Linked DNA regions of Homo sapiens: regions 2, 3, 4, 5, 6 and 7 are each linked to region 1. A link is a loop called in an ENCODE intact Hi-C map of the cell type or tissue named here. Cell type or tissue: OCI-LY7. All regions are shown on one strand.

Region 1 (4,000 bases):
TGCAGAGGCAGAGTGGCCACGGTGCTGTCGGTGGCCCCGTCAAGGCAGGTTTTTCCCACCCTCCCCCCTTGCTCAGATGGGAGCGTCCGGGAGTCAGGGCTGCAACAGCCAGGCGTTGCCCCCTATACCACACAGTTCAGAGGAAGGAGAGGCTGTGAGGTCTATCTGCTGTCTCCTCCTGGAGCTCTCTCTTAAAGGAAAACAAAATCTCCCCCAGAAGACCAGCAGCCAACTTCTGGTCAAGCCACCTGGCCAAAACTGGATGGCAGCCCACCCTGGGTTTGGCGAGCACACAATGGCAGGTCCACGTGGAACCTGTTTGCCCGGCCGTTAGCCCTTTCTGACTCCTGGGTAGAATCAGGAGATGTCTTCGGCGGTCTCCCACAACCCAAGCAGGCTGTGAACTGAAGAAATGGCCCGGGTTGCTTCCAAGCAGAGGTCTGGAGATGAGACAAGACTTGCCCTGAGTTCCGTTCCCACCACGCCATTTCTCCGCCCCACTGGGCCTGGGGCCTGGCTGCACGGAACAATTTCCCAGGCCCCACCCATATCAATTACATCCAAAGCTCCAAGGGTTGGGGTCCAGGCCCCTGTGGCTTTGTTTTTTAACCTCCCAGTGGATTCAGATGCACAGTGAGGATTGAGGACCAGTGCTCTAGGTCAGTGGCTCCCAAACTTCAACAGCATCAGAGTCACCAGAGGGCTCCTTAAAAATACAGATCCCCGGCCGGGTGTGGTGGCTCACGCCTGTAATCCCAGCACTTTGGGAGGCCGAGGCAGGTAGATCACCTGAGGTCAGGAGTTCAAGACCAGCCTGGCCAACATGGTAAAACCCCATCTCTACTAAAAATACAAAAATCAGCCAGGTGTGGTGGTGAACGCCTGTAATCTCAGCTACTTGGGAGGCTGAGGCAGGAGAATCACTTGAACCTGGGAGGCAGAGGTTGTAGTGAGTGGAGATCGCACCAGTGCACTCCAGCCTGGGTGACAGAGCAAGACTCCGTCGCCAAAAAAAAAAAAAAAAAAAAAAAACAGATCCACAGCCGGGCATGGTGGCTCACGTCTGTAATCCCAACACTTTGGGAGGCTGAGGCAGGTGGATCACCTGAGGTCAGGAGTTTGAGACTAGCCTGGCAAACATGGTAAAACCCTGTCTCTACTAAAAATGCAAAAATCAGCTGGGTATGGTGGCGGGCATCTGTAATCCCAGCTACTCGGAAGGCTGTGGCAAGAGAATTGCTTGAACCCGAAAGGTGGGGGTTGCAGTGAGCCGAGATCGAGGCACTGCACTCCAGCCTGGGTGACAGAGCGAGACTCCATCTCAAAAAAAAAAAAAAAAAAAGGTACAGATCCCCACACCCCACAACCAAGTTTCTGATTCAGGAAGTCTAGGGTGGGGCCTGGAATCTTCATCTCTAACAAGCTCCCAGGCAATGATGATGCTGCCGGCTGAGAACCACTGCTTGACCCAATCTCCATCCAATCATTAGCCCTTTTGGAGCCTCTCCGCCTTTCTCATCTGTGAAATAGAAACAAAACAGCTGCCCCACCGCTGTCACTGGAGGGATTAAAGAGAACATCCACAAAGCACCTGGCACAGAGCTCACAAAGTACACAAGGCACTTAGCACGTACTCAAAAAACAGAAGGCTCTATTATTAGTCACGTTACAATGGAGGTGTCGGTGTGCTGTACGCGTGCAACCCTGCGCTGGCCCAACCTCCCCCCACCTAGTATTTTTTTTTTTTTTTGCCTTCTCAAAATGTGGAAGCACCAAAAAATAATGTGCATTCCTGCTTTCTGCACTGATTCTAACCCTCTGGAGTTTTCTTATAGAATGATGCTTATCAGAGGAAAAACATCTGTTCCACTTTCTTTAATCTCTAATTTATCTAATCTCCCCGTATAAAATAGGTATACTGCTAATGAGTAAATTCCTGCCAAGGGAATGAAAATGCTTGTTACAATTACTTATTCTGCTCATTGACTTTACCCTCTGTGGTCCAATATCACACAACATAAATATAATGGATGGGCCACTTTTTTCTGGCATCTTCATCACCGGCCACTAATAGAGAGCCTTTCAGAATAGAAAGTTGTCATTTTCCATCTCTCTACTCGAAGCACCAGACACAAGTTTGCCAGAGTAAATCTCCTCCTCAGACAAGTGAGTGTCCTCACCCAGCCCAAGGCACAAGCCCCGAAGAATCCTGTGCGGTGGCGACGGTGATGGAGAGAGGCCACCAGAGGGCGCAGAAGAGCAGCAAGGCTGCCCCCTCCAAGGCCGGCGACTCGGCCACCTGGGCCGCCAAGCCCTGCATGGGGTGTTTATCGTTGGAAAGGGTGTTTTTCAGAACCTATAGCACCTTGGTGGTTCTTAATTTTTTTTTAAGTTAATAATCAAATACGATTTGCTCCCATGTGTTTATAAAAAGTAAGCCAAGATGACATTACTTAAAAGAACAGAGCTAGATCAAAAGAAAGTGAATGAAATTTGAGAATTGTGGCGCTATGGGGGTGAGGTGGGGTCGTGGAGGGCCATCTGGAATGAATGCCTCATTTTACAGAAGAAACAAGGATAGGACGAGTAAACAGAGGGCCACAGCCAGGCCCAGGCCCCGGCTGCTGGTTCTGCGTCTGCTCAGCCACCAGGCTCGGGCAAAGCCGAAAACGTCAAGGACCAACAGACAGGCCATCAGCCCTCGTCTCCTCTCTTTTCCATGTCTCTTTTACCCTGGGAAAAAGAGAACTGACGTTTCATATTATAACCTGAATTTGTACCATGACTTTCCATGGTTATTGGAGTTTTTTTGCTATTTTTATTGTGGTAGAGTATAGACAACATAAAAATTTACGATTTTCACCGTCTTTAAGGTACAATTCAGTGGCATAAAGTACATTTGCATTCTTGGGCAACCATCACCAACCATCCATCTCCAGAACTTTTCCATCGTCCCTAACGGGAACTCTGGACCCATCAAATTCCAGCTCCCTAATCCCCTGGCCCCCAGCCCTAGGAACGCCCATTCTCCTTTCTGCATCTATCAATTTGCCTATTCTTGGAACCTTACATAAAGGGAATCCTGCAATATTTGTCCTAGTGCGTTGGCTTCTTTGATGTAGGACGATGTTTTCAAGGTTCAGCTGTGGTGTGGCAGGTGTCAGAACTTCCTTTTATGAATGAATAAGACTCTTGCACCTTTGTTCTTGATACCCAGAAAAATGCTGCAAGGCAAAATGGAGGGGCAACTCTGGTCTTCATCTTTCAGATGAGGACTCTGAGCCCGGCACTTACCTGCCCACATCCATACAACGTGACAGCAGATCTTGGACTCACATCCAGGGCTCTTTGCCCTCCTTGTCCTGGGATTTTTCCGGGTACAGACAGTGGCCTTCTGTCATCGCTCTCCTGCACACAGACATGGAGAGATGCTTCCTTCTCAGGAAGGGCATTCAACCCACCTAACAAACACACGTGCGGCTCCACTGCGGAAAGAAGGTGAACCAAACTAGAAAGAAACAACTCCGTGTGGTAACGTTTGCATAGATTATACCACCCAGTCACAAAGCTCTTCTACACACGGGGTCTCAATGTTAATAAAAACTTAGCTGGGGACAGGGGTGTGAATATTCTATCTCATCCCAACTGAGGTTAAGACAACAAGCCACCGTGTATGCCAAGGCCCTTTAAAGTCCCGGCTTCAGCTGAGAGCACTCAAGGGTACAGTGGCTGGATGTCTTTATTCCAGTGAAGTTTCCTGGGGCCATAATTCACAGAAGTCCTCTGTCCTGGGGCCACTAAGGATTGACTGTACAAGTGAGCTGTTTCTCACATCTACCTATGTTTTACAAAAGCACACACTGTAGGTTCTCTTGCGTTCCCATTATCGAGATGACTGTTAATAGTTATCTGTACACTTTTTGTACATCACCTCAGTTAACTCCTGCATATGCTCTGTGCATAAATGAAGGTTTAAAGATCATGTAACCAGCTCAGGGTT
Region 2 (4,000 bases), 190 kb after region 1:
AGCTGGAACTACAGGCGCCCGCCACCACGCCCGGCTAATTTTTGTATTTTTAGTGGAGACGGAGTTTCGCCATGTTGGTCAGGCTGGTCTCAAACTCGTGACCTCATGATCTGCCCGCCTCGGCCTCCCAAAGTGCTGGGATTAGAGGCGTGAGCCACTGCGCCTGGCTAAAATGATAGAATTTCTAAACTATTTTTTTGGTTTTTACATTTCTGACTACATTGCATTGTATGTAATATGAAGTGTGCTCTGTAGGAAGTGAATACGTTGGTATTTGGGTTTTGTTCGTTCGTTTGTTTGTTTGTTTGCTTGTTTGTTTTGAGACAGGGTCTCACTTTGCCGCCCAGGCTGGAGTGCGGTGGGACGATCTCAGCTTACTGCAGCCTCAACCTCTCAGGCTCAAGTGATCCTCCAGCCTCAGCCTTCTGAGTAGCTGAGACTACAGGCCCGCACCACCACACCCGGCTAATGTTTTTGCATTTTTTGTAGACATAGGGTTTTTACCATGTTGTCCAAGCTGGTTTTGAACTCCTGAGCTCAAACGATCTGCCAGCCTTGGTCTCCCAAAATGCTGGGATTACAGGTGTGCACTACTGTGCCTGGCCTGCTTGTATTTGTTGATGTATTTGTTGTGTCTAGACTGTGGTCACTCTACTAATTATCTGTTTCCTCTAATTATTGGGGGCAGGATTCTGTATATGTCCACTAGAATGTGCTTATTAATTGTGTTGTTCAAGACATTTTATATTTCCTAGTTATTCATTGGCTTGCTATGTCAGTTTCTGAGAGGGATGTGTTAAAAATATCTACCATGTGGGATGGCGGGAGGGAGAGCATTAGGAAAATTAGTTAATGCATGCTGGGCTTAATACCTAGGTGATGGTATTAAGCAAAACACCATGGCACACGTTTACCTATGTAGCAAACCTGCACATCCTGCACATGTATCCCGGAATTTTTAAAAAAAGAATAAAACTACTCTGTATCAGCCATGCAAAAAACAAAACCAAAACAAAAACCTACCATGATTGGGGAATTTAACAATTTCTTTTAGTTTATCTATCATTGTTTATCTTTATATATTTTTGTGGCTATATTGTTGGGTGCAAACAAGTTCAGGATTGTTTTATTTTCTTGATAACTCTTCTTTTTATTAGTCAATAATGACTTTTTATACCTAACATTATTGCCTTAAATTCTATTTCATATAATTGGTATTGTTTCATTACCTTTATTTGTTTAGTACTTACCTGAAATATTTTTCAATAAGTTTACTTCAAATTTTAAGAATCATTGTATTTTATGTTTCTGAAGAACATGAGAGCATAAAACATAGATAAAATTTGTATTTCAATTCAGATAATCTCTGATTTGTAACAGGTGGTTTCATGTTTACATTTATGAGGATTCCTTATATTGGATTTATTTCTATCATCTTATTTTATGTTTTCTAGTTACCATATTTTTTCTTATTATTTGGGTTTTTACTTTTTCCTGCTCTCTACTGCATTTCTTGAGTTTGTTGCCTTTTTTTCCTCCTCCAGTGTTTTGAAAGACACGTATTTTATTCCTTTTAGAAGTTACCCTTAAATTTTGAGTATGTCATGCTTAATTTTTAAAAAAGCTAAAGCTCAACAGTAGCTCCATTTTCTCTCTCCCCATGTTATTGTTCTCTAATTTGTTAGTTTTACCAGTTTTTGAAAATCTCTCTAAATTAGCCTTTATTATTAGAGTTGTAGGGTATCTCATATACAGAACTTATCTTCCTGTCTTGAAATTAGAATTCATATGGAGAAATAAGGGTGGAAACAGGCAAGAATGAGAGTTGAAAATCAAAATACAATGTTAGCTTTATTTCAGGTAGGTCTGATTGCAGAGAGAGATTTTAGATCTGTGGACAGATGAGCTTGCTGATACTGTATTCCTGAATTAAATGGGCTTCATGCCTGATGGCAGAGTGGGACAACAACAAGTGTCCCCAATAAGGCTGTTTGCACAGACCACGCAGACAAGAATGCAGCTTCTCTGGGAGATGCAGCTCTGAAGGAGAGAAAACAGTAGGGGCTGAGCCAAGCACGTTGAGGCCTTTCTTCTAAACTTTGCAGTCCTCCTGCCTGGTGGAAGAATGGTTGAGGAGGCAGAAAGAAGTGCACAGTGTTCTCATATTATCACTTGAGGAGATTAGAGTAGACCTTTTCTCCTCTCTATGGACATATGAGCGGGAAACAGTTGTTCCTCTAACCATTGTTACTATTATTGCTGCTGTTATGAAAGTTGTTTTCCATATTCCCTGCAAAAGTCTGATTTACCTTGGAGCTGATATTTCAGTTTCAGCTCCCTAGTCTGCAAAGACACTTCCAAGGTCCGGGAAGAAGAAGTAGCCCCAGGAGAGTTAGAGGAAGGCAGCTCTGCCAGCCTGGAGGTCACTCTGCTCACCCTAGTGGTAGTCCTGGAGCTGCAGCATGGGGGTTGGGTACCAGGCCCCAGTGACAACTTGAACCTTAGGACATCAGCCTCTTCCCCAAGGAAAACATTCTGCGACACGGCTCTACTCCCAGCCCCAGGGCCATGTGACCGGGCTTCATGGTCCCTTTGGCACACGCTCTGCCCCTGACAACAGCCCTGGCAAGGCCGAGGGTGGCAGGGATACTGGGTGTGGTAAAACCCAGTCGACCTTGACCAGCTTGCTGTGACTGTGAGATCAAAGGGCTGAAGTTATGTCTGAGGATTCCCCTCGACTACCAATAACAAATTGTGAAGCTAAAATAAACTTTTCTCAACTATGACTGATTAAAAACAAATAAATTTTGCTACTTCGGGAGCTGAGGCAAAGAGGATCATTTGACACCAGGAGTTGGGGGCTGTAGTGTGCCACAGTCACACCTGTGACTAGCCACTGCATTCTAGCCTAGGCAATATAGTAAGATCGCATCTCTAAAAACAAACAAACCAACAAACCACAAATATTGACCTACTGTGTTAGAAGACTAATCTATCCTTACAAGACAGACTTATCTCTCTACTTTTTTAAAATAGAAGATGATACTTAGAAATTATTGTCACATTAAGAGGTGATCAAAGAATATATAGCCAAAAAATGTAAGGAATAAAATGTATAAAAAAGAAAGGGATTGGTTATAATAAAATAATTGAAGCTTGTATTTTAGTCCCGGATTTTGTGATGTTTTGAGGCACTTAACTACAACTTAAATTGTCGTGATTTTTATTTTTATTCTCAGTAAATCTAAACTTTTGTACCTAAGTATTTATTAATAATTTGGTATTCCTTTCTTTAAAAAGCACCCCCCCCCACTCCCCCGCCAAACTATTAAAGCTTTAGATCCCACAAAACTTGGGCCAAACTCAGCTTTTTTTGTTTTACGAGTCATGTTTGCTGAACTAGGTGCAGGGGCTCACACCTGTAATCCCAGCAACGAGGGAGGCTGAAGCAAGAGGATTGCTTGAGGCCAGAAGTTTAAATCCAGGCTGCAAAACACAGTGAGATCGTATGTCTCTACAAAAAAATTTTACAAAATTAGCCGGGGATGGCGGCATGTACCTGCAGTCTCAGCTATTTGGTAGGCTGAGGTGGGAGGAACCCTTTAGCCCAGCAGTTTGAGGCTGCAGTGAGCTGTGATTGTACTACTGCATTCTAGCCTGGGTAAGAGTGAGACCTTGACTCAAAAAGATTTTAAAAAATTTTTATTTATTTTTATTTTTTGAGACAAAATATTGCTCTGTCACCTAGGCTGGAGTGCAGTGGTGTGATCTCAGCTCACTGCAATCTCTGCTTCACAGGTTCAAGTGATTCTCCTGCCTCAGCCTCCCAAGTAGCTGGGACCACAGGCATGCACCACCACACAAAGCTAATTTTTGCATTTTTAGTAGAGATGGGTTTCACTGTGTTGGCCAGGCTGCTCCCAAACTCCTGACCTCAAGTGATCCGCCTGTCTTGACCTCCCAAAGTGCTGGGATTATAGGTGTGAGCCACTGTGCCTGA
Region 3 (4,000 bases), 280 kb before region 1:
ACTCAGGAAAGCACTGACTGAAACCCACCTCTTTCAGGAAATCACTCCTGAACACTCCATCCCATCACTCTAGCCCTGCTGAACTTAAGACATAGTGATTGTTCGCACTTCTGCTTCAGTACGTGAAATGTCTGGCCATCTTCTTATATATGTATGTCAAAATGATATTAATAGTAATCATAATAGATACAATTTAATAAGAACTAGTTACTTTCCAGGAATGAAACCTAGAAGTCATTTAACCAATGGTTATTCTTTACTACAAGGTCAAAGTAATTTCTCTATGCTGAATTTTCCTTTGTGTTGAGTTAAGAGAGTAGGATAGTAAGAGCCATGTGCCCTTCCTATTCACCTTTTGTCTGGTTTGGTTTCATTTCAACATAAAAACTAAGTCTTATATCATTGGTAAAAGAAAAAGTACAAAGTTATATGCAATGGTTACTTTTTAAGATAAAGGAAAAATGAGAATTAAGAAAAGGACTTCAAAGTTAATTTACCAAAATCCAACTACATCCTTGACATGTGCTGACCTCAATAATGCATTAATTACAAAAGGATTAACACTTTTCTCCATTGTAACAATGTAGTCCTCTGTCAATGGAAGGTGATAACAATATTTGCATTCATCCATTAGCATAGGATTCATAGATTATGAGAAAGGTCTTAACACTCTTCCTAAATGAAGTCAAGCATCCAGTGAAGGGACAGAGCTTCTTTCATAGTCTAAGAAGAAGAAACATTTTCAAACACTCAGCAACATCTTGCTCCCTGCTCTGCCCAAAGCTGCTAGGGGTGCTAGGAATGTGCTGACTGGCAGTATTTAACCTGTTTGCATGTAACTGGCTACACTGCATCAGCAACTCATTCTGATGATACTGTACAAGACACTATTTTCTGCATTATACACTCAGCCTTCCCTTTTTCTGCTGCCCACTCAGATAACTGTCAAATTTCAGATTGGATGCAATGGCTCAGTGAGAGAGATAGAAATAAACGCTATTTCTTCCCTGAATGATTCAACATGTTGCAAGCATGTTGGACTGGAGAATACCATTAGCATGGTAAATTTTAGTTATAAACATTTAGAGTTATTTTTTTCTTAACTAAATTCCAACACCAACTCTACTACTGTCTATGCCTTGAAATAGGATTTTGTACTTTTTGTGGAATGACATGACTCTTTAAAAAATGTAGTAAATATAAGGATATTTGGGCCAGGGAAAGAAAAAAGGATTTATGAATAGTATACACACCCTCAGGGGAATTTTTCTTACTCTTTCAAGTTTGTCCTCTCCTCTAGGTCAAGTCAGTAACACTGCCAAAGTCTTTAGAGGCATAAGAAAGCCTTTCACATGCTTATAACCTTGAAAGATGAATAGAAGAATATCTAAGAACTTCCCTTAAAGGTTCATTGTTTTTTCTCTATGAAAAGGATATTTGGTTGAAAATAAAAGAGTTAATAAAAGTGCCAAATTCTACCACATTTCTACCACTATTTAAACTAGTTACTTTATCGTACACACACTTCCTGAGGTTTGAGCTCTTAGGCAACGTGAAAGGACGTGGTGGCATCATTTGATAGGCTTGGTTTGGTAGGCAGAGTACTCAGCTGACTCCCATAATTTTTGTCTCTTTGTGTCCCTTTTGCCCATGATTATGTTCTATTGCATGGCAAAAGACATTGTGTAAATGTAATTAAGGTCACTAATCAGCTGACCTTGAATTAATCAAAGGAAAGGTTATCTGAGAGAGCCTCAGCTAATCATATGAGAACTTTACAAGCAGAGAGTTTTCACCAGCTGGTGGCAGAAGAGGAAGGCAGAGATTCAAAGAGTTACATGGGATTCAACATGAATGAAGTCCTCTGTTGCGGAGATAAGAGAACCATGCATAAGGACTTCAGTGTGTGCACTGGGAGCTGAGAGTGTCCCTTGGCCAACAGCAGGCAAGAAAATAAAGACTTCAATTCTACAATCAAAAGGACCTGAATTCTGACAACAATCTGGATGAGCTTAGAAGGGAATTTTTTTCCAGAACCTCCAGGTTAATTCCAAACCCCTTGATTTTGGTCCTGTGAGACCCTAAACAGGGGACCCAGTTGTGTCTACCCAGATTTTTGATCTACAGACCTATGAGATGATAAATGGGTATTGTTTTCGGCTGTTAAATTTGTGGTACTTTGTTCCACAGCAATAGAAAATGAATCCACTTGATATTAATTGAGAACTGGTCTCCAAACTTTTTCCACTATTCTCCTGCTCAAAGTCTCCCTTTCAACCAAATTGTATTTAATGGCTCCTAAATATACCTTTTGCTTTCTCCTATTCTGTATTTACGCACATTATTTCACCATTCTGGAAGGCCCGTTTTCTGTTTAATCAACATCTTTGAGACCAACTCAGATGTCATGAATGAAAGGATCCTAATACAGCCTGCAGTTCTCTCTCCAAAATCGAGTACTCTTCACCTGTATAATCTGTTGTCAATTAATCATGTCCCACTTTATGGTACATTTTCTATGTGGTCTGTATCCTTATTTTATTACTACCTAGTTTTTGTTAATTAGTGAGGATCTTGAAAGCAAGGGCTCCTAATTTTTATGCCTCACTCTACCCTTTATATACCTTGCACATCACAGGCACCCAATAAATATTTGTTCAATTGTTTTGTTCTAAAGTATCTCTCTTCAATGTTAATGAGATTAAATGACACCAAAAGTCCAAAGAAAACCTTATTAGCCAAGCAGTAGGAATCTCAGCAGTGACCTGCCCCACATTCTGCGTGGCCTTTAACTATCGTGAACCCTAAACACACTTAAACTGTCAAAATTAAAAATGTAACTGCAAAAACAAGATAATCACAGAAAATAATTTTTGCCAATTGATTTGTGCGACTTTCAATGACATTGTAAGCACCCAACTATTCCCTGAGCTGCCAATTTGCCTAGGAAGGGATGTTCTCCACAGACTGTATTTACAAAGAATACACCATTCACAGGAATGTGCAGGAGAGGAAAAGCACCAGAGAAAATACAAAGAGTTTTGAACGAAATGCTGTTAACAATTAAGAATGATCAACAGAACAGGCTTGAAGAGGCAAGGGCCGGAAGTTACTTGTAGCGTTGCAAACCAGGTAATTTGGTATAATCCCTTGAAATACAAATGGGGCTTAAAATCCCAGCTTAGACATTTACTCAACTAAATGAACCTATTTTAAAGTTTCGGGGAAAAGCAACAAGAATATAATTTGGAAAAATAATGAGAGTCAACTTTGTCACAGCCCAGTGCCTCCCTCTGACGTTACCACCCAACCCCATAGCAACATGTTGTTCCACAACCGTCTGAAAATTAAACTTGAGCCTTAAAAATGTCACTATCTATTTTTCTTTGTTTCTCAAAGGAAAATGTAAAATAAAAATCAATTTTACATGCATTTTATGTGCTCTCTAATATATATAGAATCATAGAATCTGAGTGCTGGCTGAGACTCTGGCAGGCTATTTTGTTTATTCTTCTACATTAGGCAGGCCCACACTTAATCCTTCCTTGATAGGAAAATCTCTATCATTTTTAAAGACTTTCAGAGAAGGAGATTTCTTAGACTCTCTCGAACCTACTAAGGTAGTTAATAACTTTTCTTATTATCTAGCCTAAATCCTTCACACTATGCTTAAGACTCATTTCGTCTTCTCTGACGTTCACTAGAGGCAGGAGAAAATTTATCACTCTCTTTCATATAAGAAATATTCATATACTGATAATAATTATGGCATCGGCTCTGCAATCTCCTAATGAAATATTCCACAGCTATTGTGCTTCTCTGCTAAACTTTCTGCAATTTCTCCTGCCCTCTTTTATCTATAAACCTCAAAATGGTTGCCAACCTCTGTTAAGGATTTAATTACCTGATACTGAAATCTTTGATAGTTCTTGTATGTTACACCTTGGGCATCCATCCAGGGCCATATCTCAGGAATATAGGAGGAAATAAATCATCCAAG
Region 4 (4,000 bases), 450 kb after region 1:
CTTGTTATAGTGGTGGATTGCCCTTGTTTCAAATGTCATTGCCCAGTGTAGAAACCTCTGGTAATCCATCAACAATTCTGGTAAATTTTAAAGCCACATTATTGATTAGGGAGAGTTTTGGGAAGGCAGATTGGGAAATAATTCATACTCACTGAGCTACTCAAGAGTAATACTTCCAATCAGTAAAACATCTATTGGGGACCACAGGAAGATGTTCTTTTTGTTTGTTTGTTGTGGCTAATAGATGACTATTAGATTTTATAAAATATGTTTGTTTTGGCTATTAAATGACTATTAGATTTTATAAAATATATGTTTACTTACTACCTTGTTCCCAAAGGGATTTAAGGCATTTAGTTAGCATCTTTCTTTAGGAATTCATCAGTAGTAACAAATGAGCAGTGCTAGTTGAAATTCTAAAATAAAAACTCATATTCCTCTAGGTAATTGCTTTTTAACCTTTTTAGGGGTCTTTCCTGAGACCAGACTGCATTCATCTGAAAACAAACCTGTAGTTAGGACAATCCATGAGTAAAGAAGGCCTCATATTTAGAATGTCATAGCTTCTCAGAATCTGCTTTGAAATTGAAAGTCAACATAGCTCCTTCTGCTGTGGTGCAAATGTCTAGAGCCTAAACATCTCTAAAATGGAAACTGGGCTGGGTGTGGTGGCTCATGCCTGAAATCCCAGCACTTTGGGAAGCTGAGGCAGACAGAAGGATTGCTTGAGCCCAGGAGTTGGAGACCAGCCTGGGCAACATGAGACACCATCTCTACAAAAAAAAAAAAAAAAAAATTAGCTGGGCATGGTGTCATGTGCTTGTAGTCCCAGTTACTCAAGGGGCTAAGGTGGGAGGATAGGTTGAGCCCAGGAGGTTGAGGCTGCAGTGAGTCATGATAGTGCCATGGCATTCCAGCCTGGGCAACAGAGCAAGACCATGTCTCTAAATAAAAGTAAAGTAATAAGTAAAATGGAAACTGACTTGTTTTTAGTAGGAAAGAATGTCTAAACAAAAAGTAGTATGCTTTTTTTTTTTTTTTTTTTTTTGAGATACAGTCTTGCTCTGTTGCCCAGGCTGGAGTGCAGTGGTACAACCTCGGCTCACTGCAACCTCTGCTTCCCAGGTTCAAGTGATTGTTCTGCCTCAGCCTCCCAACAGCTGGGACTACAGGCATGTGCCACTACACCCAGCTAATTTTTGTATTTTTAGTAGAGACAGAGTTTCACCATATTGGCCAGGCAGGTCTCGAACTCCTGACCTCATGATCCTTCCGCCTTGCCCTCCAAAAGTGCTGGGATTACAGGCGTGAGCCACCGTGCCCGGCATAACTATTTCCTTTTTATGATAAAACTCTGCTTCCTGGAGATACTTGTCAAAAATTATTACCCATCTACATGTGAGACCTTCAGGTCTCAGCCTTACTCTTCGTTTACTAATCTGAAGTTTTGGATTTCTGGCGTATGAGAATTTCTGGTTTCCAGCACATCTCTTTCATTTCTGCTTAAATTTAGTAGCTAAATTAATCTGTAGCAAACTTTTCTATGGATTTTTGCAGGTGGGAAAATATACATAAATTCACAATGGATGGACCTTGCCTTCATAGAGGTTAAAAGGAAAATAGACATATATGTGATTATATATACAACAGTAAAATTCTATCAGTCCAGTGCAGTAGTACATAAAGTGCAGTACATTCCAACCATGGGGGGTCAGGGAAGACTTGGAAGCATGACCTCAAAGGGCAAATGTACAGGGAAAGTGAAGGGATCTGTATGAATAAAGGGCTGAAAAAAAATACGGTAGGCTCAGCACAGAAATCATGACAGGGTGCTTCATATTCCAATAATGAGTTGAGGTAAGGGGTGATATCATATGGCAGATTAGGAACAGATTCTCCAAAGCCCTTTATCCCGAGGTAAGAAGTCTAGACCCAGTTCTGTTGGTCTGAGGGATATTAAGCAGAATGACATGTTCAAATCTGTTATCTGAAGAGGACACTGGGGGCACTGTGAGGGAGAATGGGTTGGAAAGAGCCTGGTGTCAAGGAAACCAGTTTCACAGTATTCTAGGCTTAGGAGGAGAGATGCGAGTCTCAGTTAAGGCATTGGTAATGGGAATGGAGGCTAGTCTGTATTTCAGGAATGGTCAGATGATGTTTATAGCCAGCATCTGGTAAGTGCTGATTTCATTCTCATAACAACCATCAGAGCAGACTGTCGTCATATACATGAAGAAGCTGAGGCCCAGAGATGCTAAGAAACTTGTCTAACTTCTCCAAAGCCACTGCTTGGAGGAGTTAAATTTAGTTCTGTTTAGTGTTACCTGAGTCCATGTTTCACTTCCTATTTCTCTCTAGATTTGGAGGAAAAAGCAGTTCTGAAATTGTAAAATTTCTAGCCTGGTGGCTTTTGCTTTCATTAAGGAAGGAGGGAAGAACTTGTCCATTAAATGTTGGTACTCCTGAAGGTTCTGTTTTAGGCTCTATCGTCCTTTGTGATGCCTTTTTATGATAAAACTCAGTCATCCACGCTCACTCAACTGTCATCTAATTGCCTGCGAATCCATGTTCTTTAGTCTCCTGCAACTTGTGCCATGACCTGTATTTCCTGCTGCCAGCGGGTCACCTCCGCGGATATACCACAAGCATGTCAAATTGCCGAGGACACAACCATGCCATTCATTCTTCCCACCAAGCCAAAAGAAAATCTGGGTGTATCTGGACGACTCCTGTCTTCCCCTTCATATGCAGCCATTATGTTTCTAGAGCTAGAACCATCTGAAAATCTTAAGTCCTTTAGGGTTTTTTCGCCCCCTGCCTTTCTCTTTTAGCAAAGATAAATAAAAAGTGAAACAAATTGGCACAACTTGGAGGATGAAGAAGTAGCAAAAGACAAAGCTGTTAGAGGGATAGGAGAAAGTCATTTCAGGAAGGAGGGAATAGACATAACAAGCAAATTTGCCGTTCAGGAAATGTTTTATTTAAGAAAATTAATAATATTTAGAAAATAAATTGGATGGAAATAAATTTTTAACATTCCTTCTCTGATGAAGAACTGACCTAAAATGTAGTTAGTTCTTTATTCTTGCTTTTTAACCTTGTAGATAACATCATGTTAGTCATTTACCCCCATACAAGTTGAGCACTCTGTAAGGGATGTAATTTAAACATGTCTCAAAACCAAAAACCAGTCCATGGGCAGATCTTTTTATTGCGATAATATATAACTACATAACTGTAAATTGGAACCTAAAAATATATATTTAATATGAAATTAATTTTTTTTAATTAACCCAAACTTTAACTTTTTTATAAGGGGTTGTGTTTGAATGCTTTAGCCACTAGGCATGTGTTTTTCTTTCTGATGCTGTTGGAGCTATAAATAGTAGGTAGAACTGAATGAGATGGCATCACATAAACAACAGCCTAGCTTGGTCATTTCTCCTACTCAGATCGCGAGTCAAAATATTAAACAGTGGTGGTTTCAAACTATATGTAATTTCCTCAAAATTATGCTTCTCTAATATTTTTTCCATCGCTTTTTCCTCACCAAAGATTTGTTACCTCTCCCCTTATATAACTCTTGGTCATAACTCAATAAATTATTTTTTTAAGGAGTGGTACGTGAGTTTATGCTGTACGTGGTTTCTTTGGCTGATCTACTTGAGTCCTTAATTTTCTTACAAAAAGTAACCTGGAACTTATGGCTAGAAACGATACATTCTTACAATATTAATGGCCGAAGGAACGTTACTTCTTTGCAGAATTCGATAAAGAAATGAGAAATTCGGGGACCCGGAAACTTTTAGCGCTTGCCCTGAACAGCGGCCCGGAATCTCCCGCCCACCCGTCCCTGCCCGGATGCCTGCGCGGCGGCGGCGTCCTTCCCTCCTCGGCTGCGCTTTTACTCTTGGTCAGGGCCCGCTTGAGAGAGGGGGATTTTAGAGAGAGGGTGTGAAGGACGCAGGACCGCTTTCAGGCCGCCAGCTCTCAGGCCTCG
Region 5 (4,000 bases), 290 kb after region 1:
CTATTTAAATTTTACTAAGGTTACCTTTTGAAGACCACTAACCTGGTTGAAGCAGTTAAACTTGCTATCCGTTCTTTGAAACCACATTGAGTGAGAAAATTAAAAAGGAAAATGGCTTAAATATTTTCCCCTTGACAGGAGAAATGATAAGTATTTACTGTAAAGTGTCCAGATAATGTAAAGGAATATGAAAGTCACAAAAATTCCCCCATCATCTTTCCACTCACAGATAACAAGTGGTTGTATGAAGGGAACGAGGTGCTTCATTAATCTTTGAACCTTGCGTATTTGTCCCGTATTTATTAACAGCATTGGGCAGTGTTTTTGAATGTTCTGTGTGGTTATATTATTTATTACCGTGGGGGAATGAGCCAGGTCTGGCTCTTTGAACACTGCTAATTTACATGAAGAAAATGTCCCCAAGGAGGAGACTTAACTAGGGAAAGACTCAGTTACCTTGGCCTCTCTCTGTGTGTGCCAGAGCCCCCCTGCAAGCACTAGGGGCTGCTTCTAGAAAGGGGACCCAGATCTTAAGACTTCGAGGAGGAAGATACCCTATTTGTTCTCCAAGACCATTCAGTCGTGAAGGGTTCAACTTGTTCCGGGTTATTTATTTAGCATTCTCTATTTTCTGCTTTGCTTTTGACACTCCAATGTTTAATTGTATATTTAGGAAATAACAATGAAGAGTACGTTTTTAAAAAGAAGAATGTTTTCTGGAAGGGATTTCCCCCCACTTTTGGACAGTGAGTTAGACTCCTTCTGAAGCCTCTGGATCTAGGTTATTACAGGGTTTGTCTTCTTGAAGCTGGAACTGTCCAACTGTTGTGCTATTTCAGACCTGGCCTGTCTTTCACTTTCAAGCTCCAGAAATAATTTATAGCTGTAGGGTGTCAGGAGTGGGTTTGAACTGGGCCTGCCCAACGTAACATGGAATTGTGCACAGATTGTTAAAATTACTATTTCTGCATTCAAATGACTAAGTACAGTAAACTTTTTACTGGCACAGTTAATTTATTTGAATATTTATTGGTCGAGTGCTTCACGTAGAAGACTAACATAATGAAAAAGCCCAGCACATACTCAGAGCTGATTTGGCTTTTTAAAAGATTCTAGGCTTGAATATAGCTAGCTAAATGGTCTTTAGCAAATTGACTGGCAGTAAATTGATCCCTGTGGACTGTGGCTTGAATCAGCCTCTCATTCTTTAAAGGTATTATGGAGATATTGTTATCTCAGCGCAAGGCTGGTCTAGAAAAGGGATGCTTTCAGTACAAATACTTGTTACTTACATATTTCCTTCCTAACTGGGTAAAGTTATATTTCTATTCTTTACCTCTCGCAAGAGCATATAGGGACTTCGAATCAGAATATTTTGTTCAATTGTAATAGCCTTCACAAATTTAGTTTGTTTCTGTGTTTAAGTCTCTTTTGACTTAAAAAAAAAAATTTGAGGCCGGGCGCAGTGGCTCACACCTGTAATCCTAGCACACTGGGAGGCCGAGGTGGGAGGATTGCCTGAGGCCAGAAGTTTGAGACCAGCCTGGGCAGCATAACGAAACCTCCCTGTACAGAAAAAATTTTTAAAATTAGCAGGGCGTGGTGATGTGCACCTGTAGTCTCAAGCTTGAGCGGTTGAAGTGGGAGGACCCTTTGAGCTCAGGAGTTTGAGGTTACAGTGAGCTGTGATGAGGCAACTGCACTCCAGCCTGGGCAACAGAGCAAGAAGACTCTGTTTCCCTGTCTCTTAAAAAAAAAAAAAAATTAAGAGCCAGTGATTTGGACCTTCATTAATTCAGTGTTTTCATTGACTTACTCATATGACTATTCCAACCAGAAGGATGTAATTTTTCCCCCTCTGAGCCCCCAATTTTACCATTAGCAGATGTTTTTCCAAAACTAACCACAAGGAAGCATGTCAAGACTAACTCAGAGGATTATACAGAGGATTAAACTATGATTTAATTACAACAGTGGGCTCTCTGGCTCTATTAATAGCTAATGACTTGTATTATATTTTCCCGTGCCTGTGAACTCTATGCTATTTTAGACCTTTCAGATATTAGCGACCCCAGCTACAGCTATCTTACTTACTCTGAAAGTAGGAGCCTCTCGTTTCATGTTTAGTTTTGTTTTATAACTTAATATTTCTTCCTCCTTCACTTAATTGGGAGAGCAAAAGGTTTACTAAACAAACAGGTTTGAAAACCCAAAGCTTCCCTCATGTCTTGGTGAGCTTGCTGTGAAGTGGAGTAGCCTGTTATAATGCTGATAGGGATAATGGCTGGAAGCTTTGTGCTTCCTTAAGGAATGTGCTACATGCATCATTTGCACATACAGTGATCGGTTTGACTGGTGGAATTACTAAGACCATGGTATAGGGTGGTACTTTAAAATCTTACAGTGCTTAAGGACTGGATTAGGAATTAGGACTTAAGAATTCTAGGTTTAACTCTGTGCTTTAAATCTTACTTAACACATTGGGATTATAGTACTTAAGTATGCCTGTATTGAAATGTGTTGTGAGACTAGATGAAAGTCTATGTAAAAATGAATTTGAAATATTTGGATATATTCTTTAAAACAATCTTATTGTGTGTTTTTATTCAGAGCCCTAGAGTTGTCCTGAGGATGAGTATTTTCCCACCGCGGGCATGAAAATGGATCCTAATGGTAGACCCAGTCCTCTAGGGTGGTCAGTTTGAGGCCCAAGCTTCCTTTCCAGGGAGGCAGTGGCTTAACCTGGGTCACCCTGTAGGAGCAGTAGCTGGAGGCTGCAGGACAGGTGCTTTTTTCTCCTCCCACGTGTGCTTTTTGTGGTGGAAGAGGGGGCAAGGTGTAGAAATGTCTGACTCTGATTCCTCCATCTGCCAGCACAGCTTCTCTTGTTCTCTGTGGTCTCACCTTTATGGCACAGTACTCTTTCCTATTTGTCTTTGAGCTCTGAGGCTCAGCCCTAACCTCGAAGAGATGGCTTCTGCATCTGTCAGATGGGTCTCATAGTATTACCTGCCTCCATACGTTTTGTTTTTAGTTTTGTTTTAAGATAAGGCCTTGTTCTGTTGCCCGGACTGGAGTACAGTGGCACGACCACGGCTCACTGCAGCCTAGGACTCCTGTGTTCAAGTGATCCTCCCACCTCAGCCTCCTGAGGAGCTGGGACCACAGGCATGTACCACCATGCTGGCTAATTTCATTTTTTGTGGAGATGGGGTCTCACTATGTTGCCCAGTCTGGTCTCGAACTCCTGGGCTCCAGTGATCCCCCACTTTGGCTTCTCACAGTGCTGGGATTACAGGTATGAGCCACACTGTGCCCAGCCCTCCATAAATTTTTGTGAGGTTAAATGAGGTGATACTTGTAAATAATTTAATGTTTTCACTCACTAAAAAACAAACTTTTTTTGGTGAGAACGTTATGAATGTTTTCATAAAACATGTCGTTCTTCAGGGAGTTGTGAATTGTGACATTAACAATTTCCTTTTATCAACCAAAGCTAGCTACTAGTACCTGTTCCTACCCCCTCCTCTTTCTGTTTTTCTGGCAGGGGGCACTAAGGAACGAACGGAATTGCCAGGGTGAGCTGGAATGAGCTTGAAAGGCTGTTTTCCTTGGTTTTGAGTGATTATTGACTTGTACTTGGGGACTTTCTGTGGAATTCAGAAAATTAAGGTTTCTTATGACCCATAACCTGAGGCAGTTCAGGAAGCCCTTTGGGGCTGTGAAGCAGGGGTAGGGGCTTGTCCTGGAGCAGAGCACGGAAGATTCAGGTGTCTGCTTGGTTCCTCCAGGCTCTGGGATGTTAAGCTTATTAAATAGCCTCTCTAGACCCAGGGAACATGTTGGGTCAGCTTTCAAAATTGACAAAATTGTCTCAGGACTGAGGAAGTGTGGCCTGTTCCACAGTGCTTACAGCCTGCTGCTGTAAACCGTCGCGGTGTGCCCCCGCACCCATCCCGGCCATCCTGCCACGCGGAATTGTGTCCACCTCTAGATACCA
Region 6 (4,000 bases), 380 kb after region 1:
TTTGTTTCTTAATCTTTAATGACACTTACGTTGGTTAGTGGCAAAAGGTCATGTGTTTTGGAAGCATGTTTGAATATTGCTGACATTCATATGGATGTTCTAAGCATGTAGATTTGATAATACTGTGAATGATTGGAAACTACCGGGAAAAGCTTTTTAACTGGGTTCAGCTTTTTGCTAGTTCTCAGTCCAACCCAGCTAGAAATGTAAATTGCTAAGACCATCTGAACCTGTGAGCTGGCAGGTTTTGGCAAAAGTTAAAATCTACCAGGTAAGAATTAGGTGTATGGCTATTGAATGAAGTATTTTGAAACCTTTTTATTTGAGGTTGATTTAAATGGTTGTCATTAAAAGGTTAAGAGTGGAGCTGTCTTCCGTTGATTGATCCTTCTCAAATCCTTATGAACATTAAAAAAATTATAAGTTAATGAAGGAAAACCCATATCTGTCATCAGGCTTATCTCAGTGTTCAGGCATGGATGATGCCTGTGTGTTGCTGAAGACTTAAGCTGTTTATTATCAGTATTCTCAAAATGTTATTAGGCTATGTTGAGTTTTAGAGTTTCAGAGAAAATACTTTATAAAATGGAAGCCTCCTGTGCCAGGGAGGAAGAGGAGGTTCTCTGAAGGATGGTGCCCTGTCCCCCAGAACAGCTACAGGCATACCTTATCATCTGCATCGTTTCAAAACCAAAGGTACAGATGCATTTTGATGTCTTGGGGAAGTTTTAAAGGGAACATGCAATACTTCAGCTTCTTAGGATTCATCAAGTTCTTGAACATAATTTTCATCACTGGTCTGTTCTATCTGGAGATATCAGTTATTTTTGGATTAAGATTAAGAGCATTTCAGGACCTTGCTGGAAAACCTGAATTTAGAAAATATGATAGTGACTCTGACAGATGTTTATTTTCCAAAATGGATTATTTCTTTAGGATGTGATATCCTGTGATTTTATTCCCTAGGATATTTTCATGATATTGATAGTCATTTTGAAAATAGAGGATAATGCTTGAACTTGAACAAGGTAGGAAGCAGGAAGGTATGTCTGTCTCCTTCTTTCAAAACAATCTTCCATTTAAATATTTGTTCTGTAAATGAAAATTCAATAAAACCTTAACAGTTTGGAATTCTTCCAGGAAAAAACAGGCTAAATATAATGGAAAGTCTGAATAAATTAATATTGAGAAAGAACTATAGTTTGCTTTTAAATAATTCAGATGTTTGTGTGCAAAGTGTTTCTAAGTTGACATACTCAGTTCCCGTTAAAATAAAATTCTGAATTCGTCATAGCTGAGATATTTGCTTAGTGGTAATGTTTTAATTTTAAGAATTTGTTTAATTTTTTAAAATACATTTCAACTAAGCATGCCCCTGAAAACTTTTTCATATAGTATTCTGAAGATTTCCATTTAAAATATGGGGGAAATGAATTTCAACCCATTTTATAGGAGTGTCAATTAGTTCCTAAAAAATTAATGAAGGAGTATGAAGGAGTACTATAAAAAAATAGACACTAGACAAAATTGGAGATTAAGAGAGGCTGAAGCATAACTGATTTGCAGGATATTGGTTTTGATAATAGAAGGATAAGGATGATCTATAGTTGATAAATGAGGCTCATTAAGTAAGAGATGATAAATGCAGATATTCCTGGCTAATAGAAAAGTCAGCATACAAATTTTGCCATAACAAGTGAGGGATGGGCAGGCTTTGACCAGCTTGCAGCTCTTCCAGTGACCTCTGTGAGGCCACGGAGCTCTTCTGTGGTCTGGATGCCTGGGCCACAGAGGCAGCGTGGACCCCATGGGCCTCAGGCCAGCAGAAGGGGGAGCCAGAGTGGGTCTCAGGGAGTCTAGAGCCACCTAGAGCAGAGCTTACAAGGAGCTCCACAATGGTGCAGAGGCCAGGGCAGGACTGCAGCTCCTGCAAGTGTAACTTTTTATTTTTTATGCTAAAAAGAAAAAAAAAAAAACACATGACTCTAATGTTCTGAGGTCCCTCTTCTCACCCTAGCCTGCACTTCTGGTTTTGGCATGGCAGTGCCTGCCATGTTGGGCTAGATGCCACCATCTTCACCCACCCATCCTCCTCCTCCTATTGCTTCTCCTGGGCATTGGGATCTGCTGCCTCCAGCTCCTGCAGGCAATGGCCAGTGTGAGGCGTTGAATGCATTCTACTTTATATTATCCAAGTTAGGTGGGAAATAGCTTTTAATTTACAGATTTTCACTTCGCAGGTAACTCTGAAGGCACACATCTGTTTTATATAACAAGGGATATATAACCAGCAGGAGCTCATAGTAGCATTTGTAGACTGGTTATTTGCTTTTATGTTTCTTTGGGACTGGAAGTAACAATTTTTAATGTTAACTGTCAGTTTAGGAGAGGAAATAAATACATGTAGAGAAGGTTCTACCTGAGCCAAAATTTCCCATTCTTCCCTCACAATGTAGGATTTTAGAGGTGTCTCTCTTGTTTTCTCATCTTTTTCTTTTGCCTTCTCTAAATTGTTGTAAAATAACTGAATGGTCTTGTTTTCCTTTGTTTGGGTCAAGAAATTTTAGCGGAAAATTGTTACTGTGTGAAAGAAGATTATTGACTCAACAAGCCTTCAATTTTCCGTGAATAACACTCCCACCCCCTAGCTTCAGGAACATGCCGTGCGTGCATTCTATTTTAAAATATAGACTGTAATTTAAAACAGGCATTTTGATGCCCCACTGAACTTTGTTTAAGCCTGGAATAAAAGAGGAGAAAAAAGCTGTAAGCCACAAAAAAGTGACTAAGCTTTCTCAACTACTTTTCTTCATAATGCATTCTTTAAAAAAAAAAAAAAAGCATGTTGGTACGATTGTCTCTTTCCACAGGACCGAAATTGTACCCAATTTTAGATCATGGTGTGCACATCTTTCTACTTGGTTCGTGATTGAGATACCATTTACATTTTTCAGTGCACAGGTTTGTATTTGTTGCTGTCTGTATGCATGCATCTGTGCATATGGTACGTGTTCATTGCATGTGAGAATATTCTAAAATTACGTATATCATTTTTAGCACTCACTTACTAATAGCTAATTTTTTAGAGCTCTTGATTTAACCTGATTATTAGACTGAAATGAAATAAATATTTAACTACAATTTTATTTACCATCGGGTCATTGTAAAAATTGTGATTTGAAAGTAGTTTATATTACTTGCCTTTTTTCCTCCTCACAAAAATGAAAATAAACAGCTTATAATGACTTGTATGGAAGAAACAATTGCTTTACTGTTTTTATAAAATAATATGTTTTGGCTGGGAGACCTATTCTAATCGCCACACTGAATGCCAACAGGGCAGACTCTCAGCTAAGGTTCTGGCCTTGAGCAATACACGTCATTTCTCAGAGCTTCTGTTTCTTTGAAAAATGAGTAAGTTAGATTTAGGAAACTCTAGCACCTTCTAGCTCCAAAATTTTACATTAAAAGCCATCTTTGTTAGTGTATGAGAAAAAGCACTGATAAAAACGGGCCCTTTGCATTTGGGAAAAAGTCAGTGGAGTGAGTAAAGTGCGGGTACATTGAAATCTTCAGAAACGGCTCCTGTGTGCTGCTTGGTGGCCTCTCTTCCATTCTCCGATGCCATTTGCTTTTGTAGCAGGGACACTTGAACTTATTGAGGGATTTGGGGTTGCCTTACTGAGTATATAATCTTACTATGCAGGCCATTGGAGAGCCGCAGACCTTCCTGTGGTCTCCCTCTTCTTGTTCATCCTAGAGATTCCAGAGGTCCTCCTTCCTCTCCTGTATGATCAGTTTGGGAGCCGTGATGTCGTTGCATATAGGGAAGTCTAGGGAAAAGGAAAAAACTTCATGGGAAAGGGAAGGGGGAGGCAGAACAACCAACCAGCCAACCAAATAAATGAAAAAGCTGCAGGACGCCGAAATCTTTGTAATGCAAAGGCTAATGCCAACCGGATGGTTTTCTGAACCAAGTTGATCATGTGGCAGTTGCTTT
Region 7 (4,000 bases), 710 kb after region 1:
ACATCTGGACAGGATTTCTCAATCTGGGCACTACCGACATTTTCAGCAGTGAATTCTTTTTTCGTGGGGACCTGTGCTGTGCATGGCAGAATGCTTAGCAGCATCCTGGCCTCTACCCACGAGGTGCCAGTAGCACCCTCTTAGTGTCTCTAGGCAATACCAGAGACGTCCCCTGGGGGAAGAGAGGCAAAACTCCACCCACCAACCCCCTCCCCCCAGCCTCTCATTGAGAACTGCTGATCTGGAGGCACCCTAGTTGTCCGGAGGCGGAGGGAGGAATGGGGCTCCTTGGGGTCAATATGAATTTGTTTTGTATTCCTTGTATTTAAATCCACACAAGAAAGAGCCACTCTACAAAGGGCAGAGTTGTTTCAACTGCAGATGGACTCTTCCGGGACTAGAGGAAAGGATGGGATTTTCTTCTTCGAGGTGCTCTTTAAAAGGACACCCTGAAGCCCGGCAGCTGCAGCCAGGGATGAGACCTCACCAACCAAGGCGACGTAGGTAACAGGGCCCATGGGCCCCCAGGAGGCTCACAGGGAGGGCCCTCCCCTGGCCAGGCCTCGGGTGGGCTGGGTTTGCCGGCTATGCCCCGCCCACACTCGCCCTCCCAGCGGGCCCAGCTCCTATACCCTGCTGGGTGCGTCTTCACTGTGGTTCACAGAGAGACGTTCTCACTGCCTTGCTCTGTGGAAAAGCAGATTGCCGAGGTGGATGGGAGGGATCCCTATTTTGGAAAAATAACATATCACCGTACACACACCCACACGCAGAGGGGAAAATGTGGCAGCAGACACCAAAATATTCCTATAGTTATTGATGGAAGCTGGGATTTCAGGTGCCTTTTTTGCTTATGTTTTCTCATTTTTTGACCTTGAACATGTAGTTACTTATAACAAGAAAAAGTCATTCGAGAAAGTAAAGAAAGTAGACAGAAAATGGCACCTTAAAACCCAAACCGCCAGAAACACCACTTAGATCTCAAAAAGGCACTAGGAAAAGCCCACTTCTGGTTTTTGGGTTTTGGCAGCCACCATGCAGAGGGCGGCCCCTGGGTGCTGAGAGTTCCGGGGTCGGGAGTGGGATACAGGTGGGTAAATGAGGGGCTCCGAGAGGGTGCAGCTGCGGGCGCTGAGGACTGAACTCTCCTGGGAGCACGCGCGGGGGACAGGGAACGGCGGCCACGCCCGGGGACCGACGCTGCAGCCGGGAGGAGGCTCAGTCTCTGCGCCTGGGGGCGTCCAGGGAGATGCCAGGTGGGCGCGGCCAGACGCGGGACCTGGGGACCACGGCACCCGCAGCCACGCCTTCAGGACGCGTGGGCGGGACGGGCTCCGTGGGCTTCTGATGAGGACGGTCGGGGAGATGTCGCCTGCGCGTTTCCGGGAGCCTCCAGTGGCCCCGGTTCCAGGGGACCAGACAGAAAACAAAAGAGCAAAAGGCAGCCAAGGCCTCCAGCTAGGGGTCATCCCCGCAGCCCCGGTCCCGGACGGGGCGGGAGGCCGCTGTGGGGACGCGCCGCCGGGCCTCGCTGTCAGGTCGCCCGCGCCCCGCTCCGCCCGCCCCGTACAGGCGGCGACAGCCCCGCCTAGGCCCGCGCCTCGGCCGCCCTCTGCTGGGCGAAGCGAGCACCACGGCCGAGCGGCGGCCCCGGGAGCGCCGCGGGGACTGCAGAGCGCGGGGAAGCGGCGGCAGCGGAGGCTCGGCCTGGAAGGCAGGGGCCTTGGGGGCGTCCGGGGAGAGGGCCGGGGACATCTGTCCAGCGTGGGCCGTGCGCGGTGCCGAGCGCGCGGGGAGGGCCGAGGAGCTAGACGCGGACCCAGCTCCTCTAGGAGCCGGGAGGGATGGGAGGGACGGAGGGTAAACGGGCAGTGCCGGCCGAAGCCCGGTGGGACTCGGCGGCAGACAGACAGGCGGCTTCCGAGGGAGGACCCGGGGCCGGGCGCGGGCGGCGGGAGGCGAGGCCCTGGAGGCCTGGCGCTTCTCTGCACCGCGAAGACCCGGAGGCTTCAAGCAACAGACGCGGTTCTGGAGGCCGGAAGTCCAGAGTCAAGGTCCCCGAAGGCTGGGGGAGAGAATCTGTTCCATGCCTTTCTCTTGGCCTCTGGGGTACAGGGTCCTCAGTGTTCGGGGCTTGTCTCCCGTCACTCCAGTCTCTGCCTCTGTGGCCACATGGCCCTGTGTCCCTGTGTCTGTCTTTTCTCCTTTTACAAGGACAACAGTGGTCTTGGAGTAGAGCCCACTCTCATCAAATTTAGCTTCATTTTGGACGGGCGCTGTGGCTCACGCCTGCAATCCCAACACTTTGGGAGGCCAAGAAGGGCGAATCACCTGAGGTCAGGAGTTCGAGACCAGCCTGGCCAACATGGTGAAACCCCATCTCTACCCAAAATGCAAAAATTAGCCAGGGGTGGTGGCGGGCGCTTGTAATCCCAGCTACTCAGGAGGCTGAGACAGGAGAATCGCTTGAACCTGGGAGGCGGAGGTTTCAGTGAGCCGAGATCGCGCCACTGCACTCCTGCCTGAGCGACCAAGTGAGACTCCGTTTAAAACAAAACAAAACAAAAAAAACCTCCTGTAATCCCGGCACTTTGGGAGTCCAAGGCAGGCGGATCACCTGAGGTCAGGAGTTTGTGACTAGCCTAGCCAACATGATGAAACCCCATCTCTACTAAAAGTACGAAAAATTAGGCTGGTGGCGGGTGCCTGTAATCCCAGTCACTCAGGAGGCTGAGACAGGAGAATCGCTTGAACCTAGGAGGCGGAGATTGCAGTGAGCTGAGATCGCGCCACTGTACTCCAGCCTGGGTGATAGAGTGAGACAGCGTCCCCCTCTCAAAATAAATAAATAAAAATAAAATAAATAAAGTGTGTGTGTATACATACATAGCTTCATTTTAACTTGCTGAAAATGGAAAGGCCTGATTTTCAAAGAAGGCTTCAACACTGAAATCTTCAACACCAGGGGTTTGGACTTTAACATACCTTTTGTGGGGACACAGTTCCACATACAGCAGGCCTGTTCCAGGTGGGCGTGCAAAGTCCACAGGGCTTCACTCCCAAGGCAGAGAGAACCTTGAAAGTTGTCATGATCTCACCTCACCGGAGTGGCCCTAGAAGGCAAGAGCCCAGCCCTGAGTCCCAGCAAGGAGGATTCCAAGCACTTCCACTCCCCAGGGAGGGAGGGGGCCTGGGGACTGCTTGGGGTTTTAGATCAACCCATGTATTGTAGGCAACGATTATTTTATTCTCAAAAAACAAACATGCCACAAATATCCCTCCTTCACTTTCTTTAGTTAGAAGAGCAAGCCATGTTCACTGAGGGAAAATGGGGAAAGTAGATTATAAAGGTTTAAAATTCCAGTGCCCCATGATGGCCGCACACGAAAAGGTGCATCTGTCTACCTAAGTGGGTTGGATGTCACTGTCTGCAGTGGAATAATGCCACATGCCAACCTTTCTGGAACTATGACTTTTGCCGTCACTTTTTGAGTTTAGTTTCCTAGACTCATCAATAGGGCTGTTCTCTGAAAATATGACCTGCAGTTAGGACTCGGTGCCTCTATAAATGGCAGGTGCTTTGCTCATGTGGCTCAGAAGATGTGGAGAGTCTGGGCCTGTCTTGAGGAGGTGAGCTTGGGGAGGGTGCCCCTTGGCCACAGGCGCCACGCTCTGGCAGGACCAGGGGATGTGACCTTCTAAGGAGACACGACCCTGGTAAATAAGCAAGATAGCTGCCGGAAGAATAAGGCGGAAAGTGTCCAGAAAGGATGGGGGTGGGGAAGAGACCCAGGGGTCTCGCAGGCCAGGAGCAGGGCCAGGCTGGCTGTGGGAGAGTTGAGAAAGAGGGGGTGCAGGGGCTGCACGGAGAGGGGAGTGTGTGTGTGTGTGTGTGTGTGTACTGCTTCTTTTGAACAATGTAGAGTTCTCTATTACAATTGCTACATACCAATAGCCTTAAATGACAAACTAATCTCACAGAGTAAGATTTCAAAAAATA

What was found. Peaks named below come from ENCODE experiments on the same cell type or tissue, not always from the same donor. Only the 100,000 strongest peaks of a DNase experiment are listed, where the experiment ranks them.
Region 2: it touches region 1 in a loop (5-fold over the local background); 10 of 110 quality-filtered maps call a loop at or near these places.
Region 3: it touches region 1 in a loop (4-fold over the local background); 2 of 110 quality-filtered maps call a loop at or near these places.
Region 4: a loop joins it to region 1, with 4 times the contacts of the local background. A loop is called at or near these places in 46 of 110 quality-filtered maps.
Region 5: a loop joins it to region 1, with 2.9 times the contacts of the local background. A loop is called at or near these places in 12 of 110 quality-filtered maps.
Region 6: it touches region 1 in a loop (2.4-fold over the local background); 25 of 110 quality-filtered maps call a loop at or near these places.
Region 7: a loop joins it to region 1, with 12 times the contacts of the local background. A loop is called at or near these places in 23 of 110 quality-filtered maps.

The regions. Positions count from the first base shown.
Region 1 is chr6:156,562,323-156,566,322 of GRCh38, forward strand. No RefSeq gene overlaps it. Among named protein-coding and RNA genes, the nearest start is that of SNORD28B, 190 kb to the left of the region's middle. RefSeq lists an enhancer at 1,948-2,197. In OCI-LY7, CTCF peaks have their summits at 2,232 (motif pointing right) and 2,435; DNase peaks (open chromatin) are centred at 1,609, 2,239 and 3,169; H3K4me3 peaks cover 958 bases; H3K27ac peaks cover 1,089 bases.
Region 2 is chr6:156,750,301-156,754,300 of GRCh38, forward strand. No RefSeq gene overlaps it. Among named protein-coding and RNA genes, the nearest start is that of ARID1B, 25 kb to the right of the region's middle. RefSeq lists enhancers at 2,469-2,538, 2,729-2,828. In OCI-LY7, CTCF peaks have their summits at 2,431 and 2,633; DNase peaks (open chromatin) are centred at 2,081, 2,681 and 3,561; H3K4me3 peaks cover 1,656 bases; H3K27ac peaks cover 2,464 bases.
Region 3 is chr6:156,281,479-156,285,478 of GRCh38, forward strand. The region is part of intron 2 of LOC101928923 (a long non-coding RNA gene); the gene reads right to left. Among named protein-coding and RNA genes, the nearest start is that of SNORD28B, 95 kb to the right of the region's middle. In OCI-LY7, a CTCF peak has its summit at 1,794 (motif pointing right); a DNase peak (open chromatin) is centred at 1,803; H3K27ac peaks cover 1,523 bases.
Region 4 is chr6:157,017,187-157,021,186 of GRCh38, forward strand. The region is part of intron 4 of ARID1B (AT-rich interaction domain 1B); the gene reads left to right. Among named protein-coding and RNA genes, the nearest start is that of MIR4466, 240 kb to the left of the region's middle. RefSeq lists an enhancer at 1,908-1,957. In OCI-LY7, CTCF peaks have their summits at 2,006 and 2,814; DNase peaks (open chromatin) are centred at 2,005, 2,805, 3,405, 3,945 and 1 weaker place; H3K4me3 peaks cover 2,259 bases; H3K27ac peaks cover 2,281 bases.
Region 5 is chr6:156,850,712-156,854,711 of GRCh38, forward strand. The region is part of intron 2 of ARID1B (AT-rich interaction domain 1B); the gene reads left to right. Among named protein-coding and RNA genes, the nearest start is that of MIR4466, 73 kb to the left of the region's middle. RefSeq lists enhancers at 1,672-2,369, 2,370-3,065. In OCI-LY7, no CTCF peak of the experiment used is centred here; DNase peaks (open chromatin) are centred at 510, 840 and 1,640; H3K4me3 peaks cover 2,393 bases; H3K27ac peaks cover 2,474 bases.
Region 6 is chr6:156,940,657-156,944,656 of GRCh38, forward strand. All of the region lies in intron 4 of ARID1B (AT-rich interaction domain 1B), which reads left to right. Among named protein-coding and RNA genes, the nearest start is that of MIR4466, 160 kb to the left of the region's middle. RefSeq lists an enhancer at 1,375-1,876 and a silencer at 3,799-4,000. In OCI-LY7, CTCF peaks have their summits at 1,794 (motif pointing right) and 1,995; a DNase peak (open chromatin) is centred at 1,825.
Region 7 is chr6:157,273,262-157,277,261 of GRCh38, forward strand. No RefSeq gene overlaps it. Among named protein-coding and RNA genes, the nearest start is that of TMEM242, 48 kb to the right of the region's middle. RefSeq lists enhancers at 36-868, 869-1,700 and silencers at 495-654, 1,085-1,174, 1,375-1,934. In OCI-LY7, CTCF peaks have their summits at 1,618 (motif pointing left) and 3,648; DNase peaks (open chromatin) are centred at 170, 610, 1,330, 1,610 and 2 weaker places; H3K4me3 peaks cover 2,176 bases; H3K27ac peaks cover 1,294 bases.